Linked DNA regions of Mus musculus: regions 1 and 3 are each linked to region 2. Evidence: chromatin loops called from intact Hi-C (ENCODE). Cell type or tissue: heart. All regions are shown on one strand. Links, peaks and the distances in the headings refer to the core of each region. The heading gives the core; the rest is flanking DNA.

What was found. Peaks named below come from ENCODE experiments on the same cell type or tissue, not always from the same donor. Only the 100,000 strongest peaks of a DNase experiment are listed, where the experiment ranks them.
Region 1: a loop joins it to region 2, with 1.9 times the contacts of the local background. A loop is called at or near these places in 3 of 42 quality-filtered maps.
Region 3: a loop joins it to region 2, with 2.0 times the contacts of the local background. A loop is called at or near these places in 3 of 42 quality-filtered maps.

The regions. Positions count from the first base shown.
Region 1 is chr8:102,590,754-102,597,531 of GRCm38, reverse strand. No RefSeq gene overlaps it. Among named protein-coding and RNA genes, the nearest start is that of Cdh11, 190 kb to the left of the region's middle. In heart, for the core only: no CTCF peak of the experiment used is centred there; no DNase peak of the experiment used is centred there; H3K27ac peaks cover 70 bases.
Region 2 is chr8:102,735,296-102,742,073 of GRCm38, reverse strand. The region is part of intron 1 of Cdh11 (cadherin 11); the gene reads left to right. Among named protein-coding and RNA genes, the nearest start is that of Cdh11, 46 kb to the left of the region's middle. In heart, for the core only: no CTCF peak of the experiment used is centred there; a DNase peak (open chromatin) is centred at 3,013.
Region 3 is chr8:102,602,036-102,608,813 of GRCm38, reverse strand. No RefSeq gene overlaps it. Among named protein-coding and RNA genes, the nearest start is that of Cdh11, 180 kb to the left of the region's middle. In heart, for the core only: no CTCF peak of the experiment used is centred there; no DNase peak of the experiment used is centred there.

The DNA of each region.
Region 1 (6,778 bases), core at 1,021-5,020, 140 kb after region 2:
TGGACTAGTACCCAGCTATTAAAAAGAGTGAATTTATGAAATTCCTATGCAAATGGATGGACCTGGAGGGCATCATCCTGAGTGAGGTAACCCAATTACAAAAGAACTCACATGATATGTACTCACTGATAAGTGGATACTCCTCTTTATTGTATCCCAACACCTATTTAACTGACCTCTGAGATCACTGATATTTCAGACAAGCTATTAGGACTCTAGGCAGATGTCATAGATGCTCATCAGAAACCATCTTGATACATTCCTCTAAAAGTGGCAAAGCCCAGAATGAAGTGTGTTGGAGAGAAGGGCTGTGATTGAAGGAGAGAAACCGATGTTCTGGGATTCAGGAGCTTCTCGTTTCTTCTGTTTTTCGAGTTTATCATCCTCACTTGGTCAATGATCACACTATCTGGGTTGAAGAGCTCCCCACAGTTAGGATGCACACCATAGAGAATATTTTTTTTCTAACTTTTGAATATAAAAACTGCATTTTATCCAAAGGATTCATGTGTTAACTAAAGAATTTCTCCAAGTGGATATTCCAAAGTGCTGGTTACCCAATGAAGTCCTTCCTCTGATAAATGGAGTCATAAAATTCCAGCCTCCCTCTGCTGCCCTTATCTATGCATTATTCCAGTTGTCTCCTGTCTCCTTCACACCATCTGTCTTGTCTCTTGCTTATCTCGAAGCTCTATGGCATGGACTTTTGCTCTCTTCCTGGCCTTTGCAGGCTGACACACTGCCCCAGAGGAAACCATGCCTTGTGTTTCTGGGCAGATTTCCCAATGTGTCTGACCTTGACCTCCTTTCTTTCAAGCAGAGTTCCCTGGCATCCACTGTTGGAATCTTATCTCTCCCATCCGTGCAAGGGTGTCAGAATGTCCCAGAGAATCATTAATCAAGCCCCCTGTCCTGACATCAGCTCTTTAGAACCTCCCGGGTGCCTTGAGTGCTTATGGACATCTGGGCAGACCACACTGGGTGGCTTTTATCCACAGAACCACCCTTTAGCATCAAGTTGATTGATGGCAAAAATGGGAAATTAAACATTTATGCATGAAAGACCAGAGAGGCACAGGAAGAAAGGGGTTTAAGTGCATGGGTTTTCAAGAGGAGCATTCTTCTCATCAGCTTTGCGGTTCCTCTAATGTCCATCTGTCTCATCTCTGCAAGCCTGGAAGGAAAATCACCTCCTTGATGCATCGGCGTCAGGGCTAACCTATCTTTTTAGGCCCTTGAGGGACTTCTGCATCCAAAGAACTGCAAAATACCCATGATCAGTTTCTTTCTCCTTAAGTTTTTTTTTTTTATATATATATATAAAACTGGCCATTCCAGCTCATTTTGTGGGGACTTTCTCCCACCACAACTCCTGAAACCTCCCTTTTATTATGGGATAGCTCACAATCTAATAACAAGATTCAGAGAATACTTATTGAGAGGGGTGTCAGTAGAAAGAGGGGATAGCCTACTTTGTCTTATTGTTGTGTATGTATCATGACTAAGGGATCACACTCATTATAGACCAGATTAGGACTGGGAGGGGGAAGAACCATCTCAGTAGAAGTGCGAGCTTCCTAGCAAGGTCGCATCTACCAAATCACTCTACAGAGCTAGAGGCAGGAGGGGTCTCATCTCTGACTGCTTCCAAGAAAACAAAGGAAACATTCCAGCTAATAATAAAAGTGATGACAACCAGATGACTTTAAATGTCCTGTCACATTCTAAAACTTTAGGACACTATAGGGCATTCTTGTGTGTTCTTTACATTCTTTTTGTTGTTGTTGTTTGTTTTGTTTGTTTGTTTTTTTGGTTTTTGTTTTGTTTTGTTTTTTTGAGACAGGGTTCTGTAGTCCTGGCTGGGATTAAAGGCACCTTTTGCTGGCCACTCTTTACATTCTTGACCATTGTCTTAATAATACTTTTGTGCTGTTCTTTCAGGGCTCCTCTCTTACTAAACAAAATGTGATTTCTCCCCAGGATGTGGTCAGATATCACTATTAAGGAATGCTGATTTTCTACAATACAGGAAAGGTTTTGTATTAATTTCTCAACAATTGAATATGTAAAGATTTATACTATTGAATTCCTCTGGGTTCTAAACTGGTCCAGGAAGTACCTTAAAATGTAAGTAGGTTCATTGTCAAAAAAAATGTGATTCGTTGTATATAAAATTTAAAGGCTTGTTGGTTCATAACTGTGTGGTGAACTTTTTTAATGGAAGGGCAGTATTTATAGCATTTTCTAAAAAGAGGAAACTTTTAGGACCTCTTGGAACACCATTCTAATTTTTATGGTGCTTGAACACAGACAGATATTCAGGTACATTGAAAATAAATTTTAAATCTGGTTTAATCTCCACACCTCTGAATCTGCTAACTTCTTAAAAGTGTAGGAGACATTATATTAATATTTACTGAAACTAATGCCAATAGATTCTAGAATGATAAAAATGGGCCATTGACAAAGGTCTGGTAAGTACTGATTCAATATAAAATGTTGAGATAAAAAACCTCTGTCTTAATACTATAAATAATAGCATGTCTTAGGATACTCATTATTAATAGAATCTATTGCACATTGTTTTAGGACTGGGACGTCTAAGCTCAAGAGATCAGTGTATTGTTTGTGAGGCTCATCATCTGGGGTAATGACATAGATTTTCATATTATGTTCTTCCACGATGAGAGGACTGGAGGAGAAACAAGCTCCTGCTGGCCTCTGCCGTGTATTTCCCATTCCTGATAGCTTTACCTTCACCTTCATTTCATCTTTACTGTACTTCTTGCAGAACTAAATTCTAAATGCCTCTACAAAAACCACAAACATTATAAATTACTTACTTCTTCATATTATCAAAACATGATATTAGTTATGAGTGTGTGCAAACACGTAACTGATTTACAGAACAATTAACCACAAATTATACTTTTCAGGTTCGGGGCAAAACTGTTCCACAAGTGTGAAATAGTTCAAAGGAACTGAACTTACAGACCTGGCATATATATCAGTAGAAAGTACATACACATTCAAGGAGGATTTTGGTGCTCAGTGATGTTCTGAAGCAGACCTTCTGACCTGAGATAATGGCCTAAGTTGGCCTACAGCATAAGCCTGAATGGGGTTTCTCATATTAGGATTTGACTCTTATGTATTGGTAATGTAATATGTGACTTCTATGGACTGTTATTATGATATGTGACTTTTATGTATTTTTAATTCAATATATGTATCAGAACGTGTTGATGGGCATCACCTTTTTGGAGAAAGACTCATGGGCTTTGTTTTACCATGTGGCTGGGTTGCCTGGTAGGTTTATGATCTTGGCAAAATAAACTGATGCCATAGGCCCTGTGCTATCCTGAGATACTTTGCTTAGAGCTTATATATATTTCTTTGTGTCTTCACAGCTTTGGAAAGAAGGTGCTGATTTTTATGAATCACGTTCTATTTTCAGGAAGTATCAGGTTTTCAAGCACAGATTTCCTCAGAAGCACTCGATTCGTTGTGCCACATGGCTTCCTTTAATCTGTTCTAAAATACTCGTTTTGAGTACCCTTGTGCCGATGTACTAAAAATCTTTTTAATAAAAACTTTAGTGATTCTTTCTTTAGTTTGAGACATGATCTTCTGTTATGTCTCATGTCTTTGAAGGTAAATGTCATTAACCATATATACAAGCATTATATACATTATATAATTGTATCTTTTTCTACATGTCTCTGATCCTATCTCTACCTATATATCTATCTCTAACTCTATATTCATATCAACTCTATATCTAATATATACCTATTCTTATACCTCTACATATACATCTATAGCTATAACTTTATCTATCTATCTATATCACCTTTGTGCAAATCCAATATATATCATACAGAAAAAAATCATAATATAGAATGTTTTTCCTCAGTGCTAACCAGTCACCTAAGTTGCAGTCAAGCATAGCATGCAGGTGAAATGGGAAAACTGTGTTTCTGGAACTCTGGCTCTCTCATAGCAATAAGTATCACCCTTCTCGGAAACTACATCAACAGCATTACCCTAGCTCCCCTGGAGACATACCCTTGCTCACCCAAATGCATTATAAAGGGTATACTCCATCTGTTGTCAGATGGGCTGGTGGTTATCCATTTTGTTCTTAGTGAAAATCCCTCTTTGGTGTGTGATCTCATATACAAATAGCTACTTTATGGGGGCTTTCCTCATTCTCAACCCATCAAACCACATCCCTTGGAGATTTCTACTTGGGTTTTAATGTATTGACTAAAGCTGAAGTTATCACGTGGCATGGGATTTTCTCTCTTTAGTCTGTCGTCAGTTATATATACCTGGCCGTTTACATATCAATCTACTCAGATACATGTGACTGTATTATATTAAAACCGTTTTCTTCTTTGACCAGTTTTGAGACTAGTGATACACTTGGAAGTGATCTTCCCAAAGTTCTAAATTCATAGACAAGGGTATTGATGACAGAAATGAGCAAGAGATTTGTGACTTGTGTGGTGATTTGAATATGATTGGCCCATGGAGTGGCACTGTTAGGAGGTATGGCCCATGTTGGAAGTTTCTCATCCTGAGGGTGAGTTTTGAGACCCTCCTCCTAGCCACCTGCAAGCCAGCCTTCTTCTATCAAACCATCAGAAGAAGATGTAGAACTCTCAGCTCTACCTGCACTGTGCCTGCCTGGAAGCTGCCATGCTTCCACCTTGATTATAATGGACTGAACATCTGAACTTGTAAGTCAGCCTCAATTAAATATTGTTCTTATAAGAGTTTCCTTGCTCATCATGTGTATTCACAACAGTAAAAACCTAAGACAAAAGTTGGTACCAGGGACTGGAGTATTGATGTTATAGGCCTGACCACAATTTTGTTTGGAAGAATATGGATTTCCAGACATTGAATACAGGGAACAGTGGGATGTTTTAAGTAGTGCTAAGTGAACCATACTAGTAGGAATATGGAAGACTTTGTTTCTGAGGGTGATTTGAACTGTGGAAGACTGGCTCTAGAGGTTTCAGATGAGAAGTATTTTAATATGTGGCCGAGAGACTGTTCTTGTGATATTTTGGTGAAGAATGTGGCTGCTTTTTGCCTTGTTGGAAAAGTCTACCTGAGGCTAAGGGAAATAGATTTATATTAATTTCATTGAAAAAGAAAGTCTCAAAGAAGCCCAACAGAGAATTTGTTCTCTGGTTAAGTTTCATGAAGAGTGTTTTGAACAAGCATATCAAGCCTAGAATGGAAAAAAATATAAAATTTAATGTTAAAGTAATAAAGAGGCACCAGGAAGTGAAATAGAGCTGAATCCGGGACATGCAAACTTTATCTGCCCCGGTACAGGGGAAAGCCAGGGCCAAAAAGTGAGAGTGGGTGGGTAGGGGAGTGGGGGGGGGAGGGTATGGGGGACTTTTGGGATAGCATTGGAAATGTAAATGAAGAAAATACCTAATAAAATATTTTTTTAAAAAGGAGGTAAACAGAGTAAGGAAGTGGTGACTTTGTAGCAAGATCCTACCCAGTTAAGCTTATTGTTAATGTGTTTGCTATTGAATAAGGAATAGTCATATCATATTAGGTGTTATTACTTGGTTATTGTTTTTACTTGGATTTTTAATCTGTCATGAATGGTAATACAGAATTGAAAGACATGGGGTTTTGATCTGTATCTAGATGCAAAATGGCCTAGAAAAGATAAGGCCCAGGCAAGGTAGTATACTCCTTTAATTCCAGGAGACAAAGGCAAGCAGATCTCTGAGTTCAAGGCCAGCCTGATACAGAGCAAGTTCTAAGTAGAGAAAAGCTTAAACCCAGGTGTGGTGAACCACACCTTTAATCCCATCATTTAGGACATAGGCAAGCAGATCTCTGAGTTCAAAGTCAGTGTACAGAGAAAGTTCCAGGACCTCCAAGCTTAGGGAGTGAATTGGAGATGAAAACCAGAAAGCTGGTGATAATGTAAAAGGACAAGTAGGCCATGTACCAGCTCCAACAAACAGCAGAACTCAGTAGACTTGGCCATGTGGCTCTGTCTTGAGTCAAAATAGAAGGGACCAGTGGGACAATTGATGCTGGATAGATGGAGCTAAGAAATTACCAGTCATAAAGAAGAGACCAGCACGAGGCCAGCCTGGTCTACAGAGTAAGTGTCGGGTCAGTCAGGGCTATACAGAGAAACCGTGTCCTGAAAAACAAAAACAAACAAACAGAAGAAGATGAAGAAGATGAAGAAGATGAAGAAGAAGAAGAAGAAGAAGAAGAAGAAGAAGAAGAAGAAGAAGAAGAAGAAGAAGAAGAAGAAGAAGAAGAAGAAGAAGAGACCAACATTACTAAAGTGAAATCTGGAAAGTGTTTTCTGAGAGCACAAAGAAGCTGTGTTCTCGGGATAGCCAAGATTGTACCTTGCTCTGCCACTGCCATTGGTAATGTGTAAGAATCATTCAGGTGGTACTGTTCTTGAAGGCATGAGGGAGTCATGGAGAACAGTGAGAGGCCAAGGAAGGGCATTGCTGAAGGTACAGCATTAGTTGCAATTGACAGCCCAGGACTGAAGGGGTCAATGCAAAGAAGTTGAGGCTTGGCATCATGAAGAGAGCCTATGAGAAGCTATTGGTAAAGTCTAGTTGCAGTGGAATACCCCAATGTATTGGAGATGCTAGCGCCATGGGATGATCACCAAGAACAGCAGCAGCAGTGGAGTGGAGTCAACCAGACCCTGGACTAGTACAGAGGTCAGAACTGGAGAAGTCACCCAAGCCCTTTGGAGCAG
Region 2 (6,778 bases), core at 1,048-5,047:
GCGGGTGGAAAGAGATTTAGTACAGGGTCTGTCCAAAAGCCACTGTCACATGTGGGTCTCTCTAACCCTCCTTCAGAGATTCTATGGAAAGAAAAATATTGACTAATGCTCTGTCTTTCTAAGTTGGGAAGAATAAAGGAAGGAAAGCTGCCAGTCCCTTCTCTCTCTTCCTCTCTCTCCCCTTTCTCCTCCTCCTTCCTCCCCTCTACTTTGGCCAGCCAGCCAGGATGGTGATGGTCACTACAAAATGGGGGACACATTAGCAACTACAGAGACTTTTTCATTTTCTTTCAAAAGTCAGTCAGTTCAAGTCTTCATATGTCTAATTCACTGTGTGCAGGATTCAGCTAGGTGTCGGAAAGAGGAGGATTCCAGGAGAGAGGCAATATATGTATGCATGTGTGTGGCAAGACATGCTTCTTCCCCTTCATAGGATATTTTCAGGCAAATGCATTTTAATGAAAGATATTAACCATTTCTTCTACCTTATGGTGGGGAATTATTTAATGTTACCCTGTTCTGAAAATGTTTAGACTATTCTATACAATGCTTAGGAGTATTATTAAAACTTTTCATTTTTGTGAGTCGTTACCTTGGCTTCTCTTTGGCTCTTGTTTCCCTTTTCTCTTATACCCATCTTTCATCTTTCTGCTTCTGTGTTTCCCTCCCATGCCAAGCTCACAATGCGAGAAAGTAGCTGGACTCTGGCGATGCTTCCCTGAGTGTTACAGAGTGCAACTCCCGGGTGCCTTTCGAGCAGCTTTAAGAGATGGAATGTCCTGGTCTTACATAGCACCATTTAACAGCAGTGATTTTATAAAATAAACATTGTTGGGAATCACCGTCCAGATCTGGGGAAAACCCCAGTAAATTCTAGAGAAGCTTAGCCTCTGTTGGCTATTGTGCAAGAAGCAAGTGGTAGAGCCTCTTCTGATTTCAATGGTTGCTCTTCCTTGGAGTTTTATAGAAGGGCAGGGAAAGACATTTAACTCATGGGTATGGAATGAGAGCTTGCTTTATTACTCACATCAGTATCCTTTAGATACTCCCCAATCTGGCAATGTGACCTGATACTCAGCGCCTCCTACCCCTGATTCTGCATCCAGGAAAAGAAAGAAGGGAAAAAGTAGAGTTAAGTAGACTCCACAAGGGGCAGTTGCCAGGAGTTCGTGGGTATTTGCTTTATTCTATTTGTTTGATTTAGAGCAAGACAAAACAGCAAATGTTCCCACCTCTGGATCCAAGTACTTAAGTACAGCTTTAACAACAGTGGTTCTATGAATAATGAAAGAGTTTGCACCTTGTCAGGAAAGAACCCTGACATCAAAGAGACACCAAAAAGCCGAAGCTCCAATGGAAACTTCCTCCCTGCATCCAGTATCAGTTTCCTGCTTCTGCTTTCTTAGAATGCTGTCCCTCGCCAACAGCTTGCTTACTGTCTCCTGGGGAGTTTACCAACTCTGCAGGGCCTCTGATCCCTGCCTTGACACCATAAAGTAGAATTGGTTTAATCAATCCCCCAGGTGAACTGCACAACAAAGTCACAGAAGCAACTCTCAGCAGAGGAATGTCAAACTCAGGGCCACACTAGAATAGGATGGAATGAATTATTGAGTCATCAGTAGCCTGAGGAGGTACATAATAAGAGAGGTCTACAAAGTACAGTCATCATCATAAACAATATATGAAAAGCCTGTGCATATATATTTAGTAGACACACACACAGGCACTTAGACATCTCCCACCTTTCCCCTTCTGAATCTTGTGTGGAGAAGAAAGCTCATGCTACTGGACATTGCATTTCTTGTTTTCTTTAAACCCTCTTAATTTTCAGCGAGTGAAGCTATAGAGTCTCTCTCATTTTGAACTGCATATCCGTCCACTGTTGAGCTCCCAAACAAGCAAACAACAGCGGCTTAGACCTAAGGAACTTAGTGTGATGATCTGAATTTTAAGGTTCAAGGTCAGCTCAGTGGGTCTGGCAGAAGTCACACTAAGGATGGGACAGAGCTCAAAGAAGGTGGTAAGGTGATCCTGGAGCTTCACCTGAGGACACCTCTTCAGTCAACACCGTCAATGTCACAGGACAGACTAAATGACAGAGCATTTGTTAATCTCCGTAACCTGGATAAGGAGGTGGAGAACCTTTGAGGGTTATCTGGTGAATAAGTAAACCTGAGAGAGATCCAAATTTTATTATTAGGTTTATTACAAGGTCTATTCTTTAATCATTTAGTCCCTAATGATCTATGGTCTACCACAGAATTGTGTCAGATACGTTTAGTACTATTCAAAATTCTCAAGCAAACTTACCACTGTTTTTTTTTTTTTTTTCTTTCTGTCTTTGAGTACTACATTGCTAACTCCCTTGTTATTCTGAATAGGCTTCATGATGTATGTGTGAGTTAAAATATTCTTCGAAATCATGAAAGGAGAGCAATGGTTAATGGGAGCTGTGTTTGTAATGGGGATGGCCACATTCTTGACATCTGAGCCAGGGAGGGATGGGGTCGGGGTTGTTCTTTCGTATGAGGAATAGTTATTTTCAATTCTGACTGCTGAGGTCCTGCAGCCTCTGTGGACTGGCATCCCGTGTGCCAGGTGGGCCCCACATTGCTCTGCATTAGCGTTTGCTGCCCCTCTGCCTCCTCTGTAGCAGCTACTGTGCTGGCCTCTCTGGCTTGTGTCTGCATGGGGACTCATTAGCAGTGAGTATGTGTCTCACACAGTGGTTCATTCACAGGCCTGCTAGCAGTGCCAGGGGCTAGGACTGCCTCTTAAGCCATTCTGGGAGGCTGCTATGCAGAACAAAGCTGGGCTGAGCCCTCTCACAGTCCTATGGCCCTTGATTTCCACATGTAAGATCACTGAGAAGGAAGCTTTCGGGACTCTCATCGCCACAGCCGGGATCCTGACCCTCTAGGATGACTGTAAGTGGCCAACTGCTGCTTGTGACCTTGCGATGGCACAGTAGGCACTGGATTTATCAGGTCTGGCCTCTCCATCTGCCAGCCAAGGCACAGGTGCCAGTCACCCTGCTTAGCACAGGCAGGCCAGATATGGAACAGTGGCTTGTAGCTCCTGGCACGTGGGACCAGATTTTGTAAGCTTTAGTTTGGCATTGCCGTTTTATTTATGTCCTGCTTGTATCGTTGCAGCTGCCGGTGGCTCAGCACCATTTCACTATTTCTGTTCTTTCTCCTTGGGTTATGATTGCCATTTGATTCAGTTTGTTTTTATCCCACCCTGGCCACTGTAGCTGGGTTGGCCCGGACCGAGGATCCATGTCTTAGGAACTTCAGGAAGTTTATTCTGGTGTCTCTGTGAGCGACATAGTATGGACTGGGTGCTACTGCCAGATTGCAGAGTCTGGGGACACACATGCTTGGGACACTGTTTCTACCTTCTGTGTTTGGTTGCCTCCCTCATTAAATCTTTCTGGGCCTGTGGAGTTGACTACCAATTGGTGTCTGACCTAGTTACAGGGAGCTACTCTGTAAGCCCTTGCTCATCACACGGAACGGATCTTAAAGTTTTGTTCCATGTGACTCAGAGTGGGCTTCATCGTTTTAGTGTCCTGTTATCTCCCATGTGTGTGTAGGTGGACGTGTGCACGTGTACGATGTGAGCATGGAAGAATATGTGTGTATTCACACAAGTGGGGGAGGGGATTCAGCTCCCTAAATGAACCTGGCATTTTCCATGGCAGTGTTGGGGATCTGTTTTTTTTTTGGAAACAGAGCTGCGTCTCCTTGCAGAGCCGTTTACAGATTATCTGCTTTCTGAGTCAGCCCATCTTGGGTTTTCCACATAGAACATTTTCCCTTGAACATCGATTCTCGCAGTCCCTGTCCCCAACCCTACACCTTGATATCAACGCTGTTTGCCAGTCTTCTGCCCAAGAGTACCAGGCTGTTCCTCAAAAGATCTTTTCAATTGTCTGTTCAATGAATTATGATTTCAGTTGAGACAGTTTCAGAGGACAGCACAAGGCTCCAGTTGGTTCCTTCCTCAGCACTGCTGAACTGGGTGTGACACACCTACTTGGCTGTTGTTTGTGATAAGCTCAGCAAGCAAATGTGAAGTTGGTTTGTTCAGCATATCCCAGTTTCTGAGACCCTTACCTACCGTTTTTGCAGTGCACTGTGAAAATCACTCTCTCCAAACAGGATGAAGGAAAAACCAAATTATCTTTTTTTCCATATTAAGTTAATCATACATATCTAATTGCCAATCAAAGGTCCTAATCAGTATGACTTCATCAGAATTAGCATTTATTTTCAATGCCTCTCCTATATGCCTGACCTATAACAAGAACTGGGGAACGGAAAGTGAACAGCAGCCTCAGCAGGTGCTTCTAATCATAGTGACCTTTGGTCTTTTGGTCTCTGTTATATGCCCCACTCCCACCCCAGACCCCTGACAGAGTGGCACATTTTATGAGAAAGCAGAGGCAGCCATTTTAATGTAAGACTGGACTTTGGGCCTTGCCCCTTGGCTATTAGTCACTCGTGCACTCCTCGTCTCTATGGTTCTACACAGCGGTTTGCTTTTAAGTGTAATGAATGTGGATCCGGTTCTTCCCAAGTTCCATGGCTTCTGGTTTAGTCTGAGTATCTTGGGCTAAAACAAGTCTGTTGCTCCATAGAATAACAGAGCTTCAAGTTTTCTTTTTCGTTTTTTAAATATATATATATATAGTAGCTGTCTTCAGACACAACAAAAGAGGGCACTGGATTCCATTACAGATGGTTGTGAGCCACCATGTGGTTGCTGGGATTTGAACTCAGGACCTCTGGAAGAGCAGTTAGTGCTCTTAACCGCTGAGCCATCTTTCCAGCCCTCAAGTTTTCCAAGGCATTGGTCTTACTCAACTACTAATTGTTGAAGATGAGAGAAATGCAGGCTATATTTAGAAGACAGTTTGCCTGTGGTCATAGGTCCTGAACTCAGTCACCTCAGGCTATAGGCTGGTTGGGCGGGTTACAGTTTATTACCTAGTTTATACTGAAACTATGCAGATCTCTTGTAGCTCATTTGGCAATGCTGTCCTGGCTTCAGAAAGCACATCTAAAATTAGGTACAGTACCATGTCATCAGTGATAGGTTATTTCTCTGCCACCTGTAAAATGAGCCAATTTAAGCCAGATTAGATTATATTGAAGGCAGGTTTATCGGAAAGCTGCTCTTGAGTGGCTGAGTTCACTGGCTCCGAGAGAGTCACCCTGGTGAGTGTGGTTGAAGAGAATGAGAGAAAAGGTATGTGTATAGATAGAAGAGGAGAAGAAGAAGGAAAAGGAGAGAGAGACAGAGGGAGTGAAAGAGAGAAAGAGGACAAGCAATAGCAAAATGTTTGGATTATATAGGGCCTCTGAGGGGAAGGGCAGCCTTGGGTCTAGAAAGTTTAGGGTTGAGGTAGGGTATGCCAAGTATGGACTGAAGCATGCTGGGAAGACCTGGAGGCCAGGTCTGTTTTGGCATGGAAAATATGAACCTCAGTTTTGTGTGTGTGTGTGTGTGTGTGTGTGTGTGTGTGTGTGGTATGTGTATGTGTGTGGTGTGTGTGTGTGTGTGAGAGAGAGATAGTGGTGGGAGTGACTGAAAACCAAACAGTTAAGGTCAGGGATCCAGGATTATCCATCAGCATATCCCTCACACTATGTGAGGGATATTAGCCTCACACACCATGTCAAAGTTGGTCAGGTAGATAAATGGATGTCTTGGATGGAGTGATGGTGCTCCCGGAAGTGTTATTGTCCAGCTCTAGCCTTCTGTCTGGTACTTGCTGACCTCCCTTCCTGGATCCTCCACACACCAAGGAGTATTTTAGACTCAAATTGATGCTATCAATATTTAATTTGACACTTCAATGATTCAGGCATTTAGTGTTGTAAACTATTTTCCTGTTTCTATTCTGGAATAAATTGGCTTGTTCTTTTGGCAGCTGTAGGTGGAATGTTTCTTCCTGGCTGGTGGAGAAAGCAATAGAAGGGTTTAGACCTCAGCAACCACATTCACTCTGGTGGAGTCCAGTTCAGGGATCCACCTTACAAAAGAAATATGCAGTGTTACACATTGAGATTAAGATCATGTATCTTACAAGTTACATACCAATTTCTAGGACAGATAGCAAGTTTAGTATTGAGGAAGAAGAAAGAAAATCTTGCCATATTTTATCCATGGAGATTTATAAACTATCTTTTCCTTTTTGTATAAAACTTAGGGATAACTTTATATCACTGTCATTTGAGTAGAGTGTGTTATTTCATAGCAAACCCTTCAAAAGTAGCCTATTGAATTTTTCCATTTGGCTTTCAATTCCTGAAATTGCCAAGGTGGGAAAGGCTTGCTGTTTCATGCTGTCTGTGGGCAGCACATTAGTACAACAAAGCACTTGTGATCTTATGTGGATATAAGACTCTAATCCTTTTTAGCAATCTGGGTGGAACAGAATGGGACGACTAGAGAATCATTTTGTTTATGACGTGCTTAGCATCCCATGAATTAGGGGTCAGACTGCCAAAACTTTGATGTTTTATTTCCCTTATAAAAAGGAAGAAGTCCTTGAAACAAGCATAGGGACAAAAATCTAGAAGTATTTTATAATTCAAATAATTAAGATGGCTTTGCATGCAAGAAGCTTCCATGGTTGCTAGAAGCATTTCCCTTGTTCCTGAAAATGAGTAGCGTTTCAGCTGGGTGCCAGAACAATACATGCAGTGCAGAATTAAAGTGTTAAGAAGATAACCTTGTCTTCAAAGTCTCTTCCCCATAAACA
Region 3 (6,778 bases), core at 1,340-5,339, 130 kb after region 2:
GTTCATCATATGGATATGTTATCATTTAATAATTTCTTTTATTATCTATTTAGTTTTTTATCTTATCAACAAAATGGGAAACTGTGCAGTAATAAACATATTTCTGCAAATATATTTATACATATTTGTTTTCCTCTATGTCTTAGGTTATTTCATTTGGAGAGGTTTCTGGAATGAAATTGCTGGATCATAATAACCCTGTATGAGCAATTTTAAGACTCTTGATCTATTAATGCCAAATTGCTTTGCGAGACTGTTGCATCAATTTACATTCTTGTGAAGCATATGTGAGTCCTTAGGAAGATAAATGCTGAGGCAGAGAGAAAAGAGGATGCAATGCATCTACGTAAGAATTAATGAAATAAACTGCAGGTTATCTTGCAAGAGAGGAAAGGAAGTAAAATCATACCAATGCTACACAATTAGGAAGCATTCCTAGCATACATCTGAGTAGTAACTGATTACTTATCATCACCCTCTACCATGATGTATCCTCCCCAGGGCCTTCCCTCACTATGTCCATTAAAATGGAGAAGTTGGAAAATTCCTTCCAGATAATTCTTTAGTATCCTGCCCTAACCACTCTTGTAACAGCTGGTTCTGCTCATATAATTATCTTAAGCCCCAGTTCATCAGAGGTACTCATACAAGGTTTGTTTTATTTGTTGTTCATTGGAAAAGACCATGGAGGATATGCAAAGAAAGGAGGCGAAAGGAATGTGAGTTGAGAATCAATACTGGGTAATGAAAGCAAGATGGGGTAAGGATTCAGTTTGCTGTGTTAAATCCTGTTTTCTCTCTAGCTAATAGTTTGTAACAATTACCTTGCATAGTTCCTGAAGAAATTCACAAGAAGAATGTAAAGAGAGTTGGTATTGTTAGAAACTAATGCGGATGAGGTAATATATTTTATATGCATGAATATAATACTAGGACATTTACTGTTATAGAGGTTGTTGTGTGTGTGCCATAGGAGTGTCCTGGACAGGTATAATAGCATAGGTTGATATTTAGATAGGAGACACTGTTTCTTAGAGACCAGGAGATCCAACTGTTAATGATCCCCAAAGAATTTATATTTTATAGAAAACCAAACCAAACCAAACCAAACCAAACTAAACTGGAACTAAAACAAACAAAACAATAACAAAACAGGGAGAGGAACATGTCTTGTTTTATAACCATGCTTGTGATTTGGGGCTGAAAGAAGCTGTGCATCTGGCTGTGATGAAATCATTGAATTTCACATGTACAGAAGGCCATATCTTGCAACCTTCTACAAATCTCGTGGGAATAGAATATCCTAATGCCTATAGAATAGAAGGCTGGCAAGAACCACTATCTTGGCATAGCTTAGGATCACTCACTTCAAGAAACTGAACAGATAGCTGGTGTGGTGGTGCACACCTTTAATCCCAGCACTTGGGAGGCAGAGGTAGGCGAATTTCTGAGTTCGAGTCCAGTCTGGTCTACAGAGTGAGTTCTAGGACAGCCAGGGCTACACAAAGAAACCCTGTCTCGAAAAAACAAAAACAAAAACAAACAAAACAAAACAATCAACAACATCAGCAACAACAACAAACCTGAACAGATATCAACAAAATGAAAAGACACAGAAAGGGTATTGGATCTGTTCCTGAAGCAGATGTTTGGTACCTATGAGGAGTCACTCGTGGTGAAATTAGGTGTGGTCAACATCAAACCACAATGTATTGGAAATGATGGTCTTCAACAAAGATCATTATATGTCATTCGGTATGGATAAGTTGAGTTAATCTGCTCAGATTTTCCCTTCCTTCTGCTGGAGGATTTAAGCATGTATGTTTATGTATATGCAATTTATATGCATGTTTATATACATATGTATATGTATATTTACTTATATATTTATGGAGAGAGATTATTCAATAATTCATTAGAGCCACCTCTAATACTCTTTGCATAGCCATATATTTATCATATGGAGTCCTGGCCTAGGAAAGATAGGCCAAAAATCTTACAGAAGGAAAAACTGACACATTGTCCATTGTCATTCAGAGTAAAATAGTAAATGAATGAACTAAGATGCTAGAAATGAAGAGATGTGGAAAACCTGAGCACATTTATGACTAAAAAGCAAGAGATTTTATTAAATTATTTATCAAGAACACATGGCTGTGAATGATCAGATTGTAGGCATCTGAGTGTTTTAGTTAATATTATTCTTGTGTATTCAGTGAGATAATCACTGTGAGTTAATAACTCATGCTATCCTCGAGAACTCAAAAGATAACTTGGGTGACAAAACATATTTTTATAAATACCAGAAAGAACATTATCTGTTTAAAAATAAAATTTCAAGTTATCATGAGAATACTTAATTTCCTTTCAATATTTTTATATGTGCATGCAATGAGAATCCATTCTTTTGGTCTCTCTCACTCCTTCTCAGATCTTCTATTCTACTCCCTAAAGAGTCCACCCTTATTCTTATGTGGACCATGCAAATTCTAAGTATGTGTAGAAAGAAAGCCTGTGACTCACTTATAGAACAAAATGAACTGAAGGGATAAGAAATCCTGAAGATAAAAGGAAACTGAAAAAAAAATTCAGGAATGCTACAAAAATCCACAAATAACAACTTTGTATGGTTGTATGCTTCGTGTGGTTATGGCTTTTCAATGTGTAGTTCTGAAGACATTTTACACAAAATTATCCGATTAAATGAAATGAAATAAAATTGTAAAAATTTAAGACTCAATTACAGAGTTGTTACCATTACTAGTATAATTTGGGCAAATATCTAACCTGATGGACTGTCTTTCTATCAGGATATTCCCATCCATCTCTGCATGCATTAAAGCCAACGTTCTCTGTTAGATTCCAAATGAAAGATGCCTTGTTTCCTGATCAGTGGTGCTTTATACTTCTGTGCCATTTGACATTGAATTATATCAATTTCTTTAGAAAATTCAGTGTCTCATCTAGAGGCCCCTAGTTTAGTATTTTATCTGTACAGTAATTATTTATTAAACAAGGGCAAGGGAAGGCAGGGTGTGTGTGTGAGTGTGTGTGTGTGTGTGTGTGTGTGTGTGTGTGTGTGTGCGATTTCAAAGCACTTGGCATGTATTTTAGAGTGAGTAATGCATTGCTGGTGAGAGCTTCATTTGCAAATTTATACTACAGTAGAATTACCTTTGTCCCTTTCCACTCAATATTTGATAGCCCTGTGAATCAAGCTGAAAATAAGTAGCCCCACTGGTGAGCTTTGATTGACACAGCCCATCTATTCTGGGCAAAGTTCTGTGCTCAGCATGGGGATGGCTGAATCAATAGAACACTAAAGCCTCAAACCCATCTTGGAGATGTTTGAATGCCCAAATGGAAATGTTGACCTTTTCCTTTTGGAAATTCACTCCTCCATTTAATGAAGTTGCAGCTACAAAGAAAAGTGCATGGTCAGCTGGAGTCAGGAAATGATTTTGTACTGATTGGATGTTGATAGGTCCTGACATCAAATCCCCTACTCGAGTCCTGTTACTCTAAGTCGTCCTTAGGGAGCAGAACTTTGAGTGGCCCAGCCTCTTGTTCTTCTCTCAAGCAGACCCAAGAGAAATAATCTTTTTGTAAGAACAGTTAGGACATGTCCCTTCCTCATTCTCACAGGGACTCAAAGGCAGATCAAGCAAGACATTGAACAACTCTAATCTGAGAGGCTAAGAGGTTGCAGACGAGATGGGTGAAGGATGGTTTAAAAGTTTCAGCTTCCTGTCATTCACTAAGAAATAAAAAGATGACATGTTTCAAAAGTACACCAATGTTAGGAAGGGATGCTGAAGGTACACCTATTTCTCAGTTGTGGTCCAGTCATTTCTCATGAAAGAGAAAATCAGGCTTCTTTGACATTCTTGATTTTTGAGGATTTGGTCCATTAAATGTGAGGTATTTCTATTATGGACGCTGGGGAGTCAGCTTAGCCACTAAAGTGTTTTGGCATGCATTTAAACATGAAGGCATGAGTTTAGGTCCCCAGCACCAACACAGTCAATTGCAGCAATGGTACCTGTAATCTCAGTGTAGAGGAGCCAGAAACAGGGAACTAGCCACACTGCTCTTGCCGGATAGTCTAGTTGAGCTGATGAGTTTCAGGGTTGATAAAAGACTCCATTTCAAACTATTAAGGCAGAGCAGTCAACAAGGAAAAGACCAGATGTCATCTTTGGCATGGACTTGGGTAGGCATATAATTGCACCCACACACATAGCCAAACAAAACAGAAAACAAGAAACAAGGGATATCTGAATTTTGTGTTTGACTCAGTAAGAACAGTTGCCTCTTAGTTCCTCTGAGCTAAAGATAAACTGTAGATGGTTGGAAAGTGGGACCTAGCTTGGTGCTTAACGCTGTTTTTGTTTTTGCTTTTCTTCCTAAATATCCTTATCCAGATCAGAGGACTCAAACAGAAGGAGCCATCTTCAAAAGAACACCATTCAGTACTCCATCTTCACAGGGGTCTCGAGATATGATTATAGAAATACGTTTCTGTAATATTATAAAGAAATTAAAGGTGCCAACAATTGTTAGTAGCATGCATGTAGAGTTGACCTCTGTTGATGAAAATTAACTGTATCACCTGTAAAATGTGACTTTGAAACATTCCTCCTTTGTGCATGAGTACTGGAAATGATACATTGTGTACAGTGTCTTACAAAGCCTCTTACAGCAAGGAAGCACTCAAATTTAGTTCTCTCCTTAGAAATAATTCAGCTGATCCATCCCATAATCAGCTTCCAAATGCTGACACCATTGCATACATTAGCAAGATTTTGCTGAAAGGGCCCAGATATAGCTATCTCTTGTGAGACTATGCCGGGGCCTAGCAAACACAGAAGTGGATGCTCACAGTCAGCTATTGGATGGATCACAGGGCACCCAATGGAGGAGCTAGAGAAAGTAACCAAGGAGCTAAAGGGATCTCTAACCCTATAGATGGGACAACAATATGAACTAACCAGTACTCCCCAGAGCTTGTGTCTCTAGCTGCATATGTATCAGAAGATGGCCTAGTTGGCCATCAGTGGGAAGAGAGGCCCATTGGTCTTGCAAACTTTATCTGCCTCAGTACAGGGGAACACCAGGGCCAAGAAGTGGGAGTGGGTGGGTGGGGGAGTGGGTGGGGGAGCATGTGGGGGACTTTTGTGATAGCATTGGAAATGTAAATGAAATAAATACCTAATAAAAAAGAAATTAAAAAAAGAAATAATTCAGCTGTCATCTGAGCAATGCTCAAGATGAAAATTTAAACATATATTGTGCTTCAAGGTGTCCACCTCAATTGTCTCAGGAAAGGGAAGTTTTAATAAGTATGTGTGCTTACACTGGTGATATGCTGACATTTAAAAGCAATAATATTTGAACTGAGCAAGAAAAAAGGCTGCCACCCCAACGTGACTGTTCTAAATAATTACCTCAGCCCCTTTTCTTGTTCACAATGCAAGATTGTGCACCTAAGTTCAGTGTGACACAACTTGCTTTGCGTGCAGATGAAGTTTAAATACAGTGTCAGTCAATGATATGCTATTGCATTTCTTGTGCAATGTCACTGTCAGAAAGTAAAAATAAAAAATATAAGTGTTTTTATACCTGTTATTCAAAAAGCCTGTATTAAAGATGGACCATTAACAACTAAGTGCCATCAAGTAATCAAATTCATCACCATTGTTTGATCTCTAAGGAGTGACTGTCGCATGATATTTCAGTGTTTAACAACAAAATGAGTCATGTATGCTTAGTGCAACCCTTGTCCACAAATGAATACATGCATTTTATATAATCTCATTAGAAGAAATTTTCCCCTGATAAACTAATCTTAGAAAAGAAAACACACTTAAAAATGCAAAGTAATATCTTAAATAATTAGGGACACCATCCCTTTTGGATAGAAAAAGATGTGTAATAGCAGAAATTACGACAAAATTGTATTGCACAGAATTAGACAGGTAGGTCAATGAGACAGAAGGTAAAACCTATTTGTGCATTTAATCATATGACTCTAAACTTTTACTGTGTAATTGGGAGGAAAGAGCCAATGTATAGATGGACTTTTAAAATTAACTAGTTAATTTATGAGGAAATGAAAATATTAATAACTTTACCACATCTACAAAACAATATAAATCCTCAATGGACAAACTATACATATATATATATGCACATATATATGTGTGTGTATATATATATATATATATGATTGAATATGTTATATGTTACAGTATGATATACATACATATATATTCTTTGTTCCATAAGGGTTTATATTATATTATAGATGTGGAGGAATATATATATTTTGTATGCATATAAATATATTCAAACCATATAAAATTAAAATATAATTAACAGATCACTGAAGGAAAACATATTTACAAATTTTGATGTGTATTATTTATACATTTTTGTCTCTCATAAAATATAATACCTCTTCAGAGTCAAATAAAACAATAATAAAAGCAAGCAGGAAAAAAAAACTTGCTTGAAATCCTCACACAAGTAGTCATGTCTAAAATACTTATGACAAAATGTATCTCAAAGGATAATATAAACATAGAAATTAAAGACTTTTGGCAAGAAATCAGGAAGCATTCTGAAAAACAAAAGTGGGTAACATTTTCATGGATATCAAAGACAGAAAAATGCAATAATTAGATGAATTTAATTTGTTATAAGCTCATATATTCAGGAACATTTTGGAGAAAAATGTGTGAAATATCAAGAGTCAAAAAATATTCCAGTCCTTTGA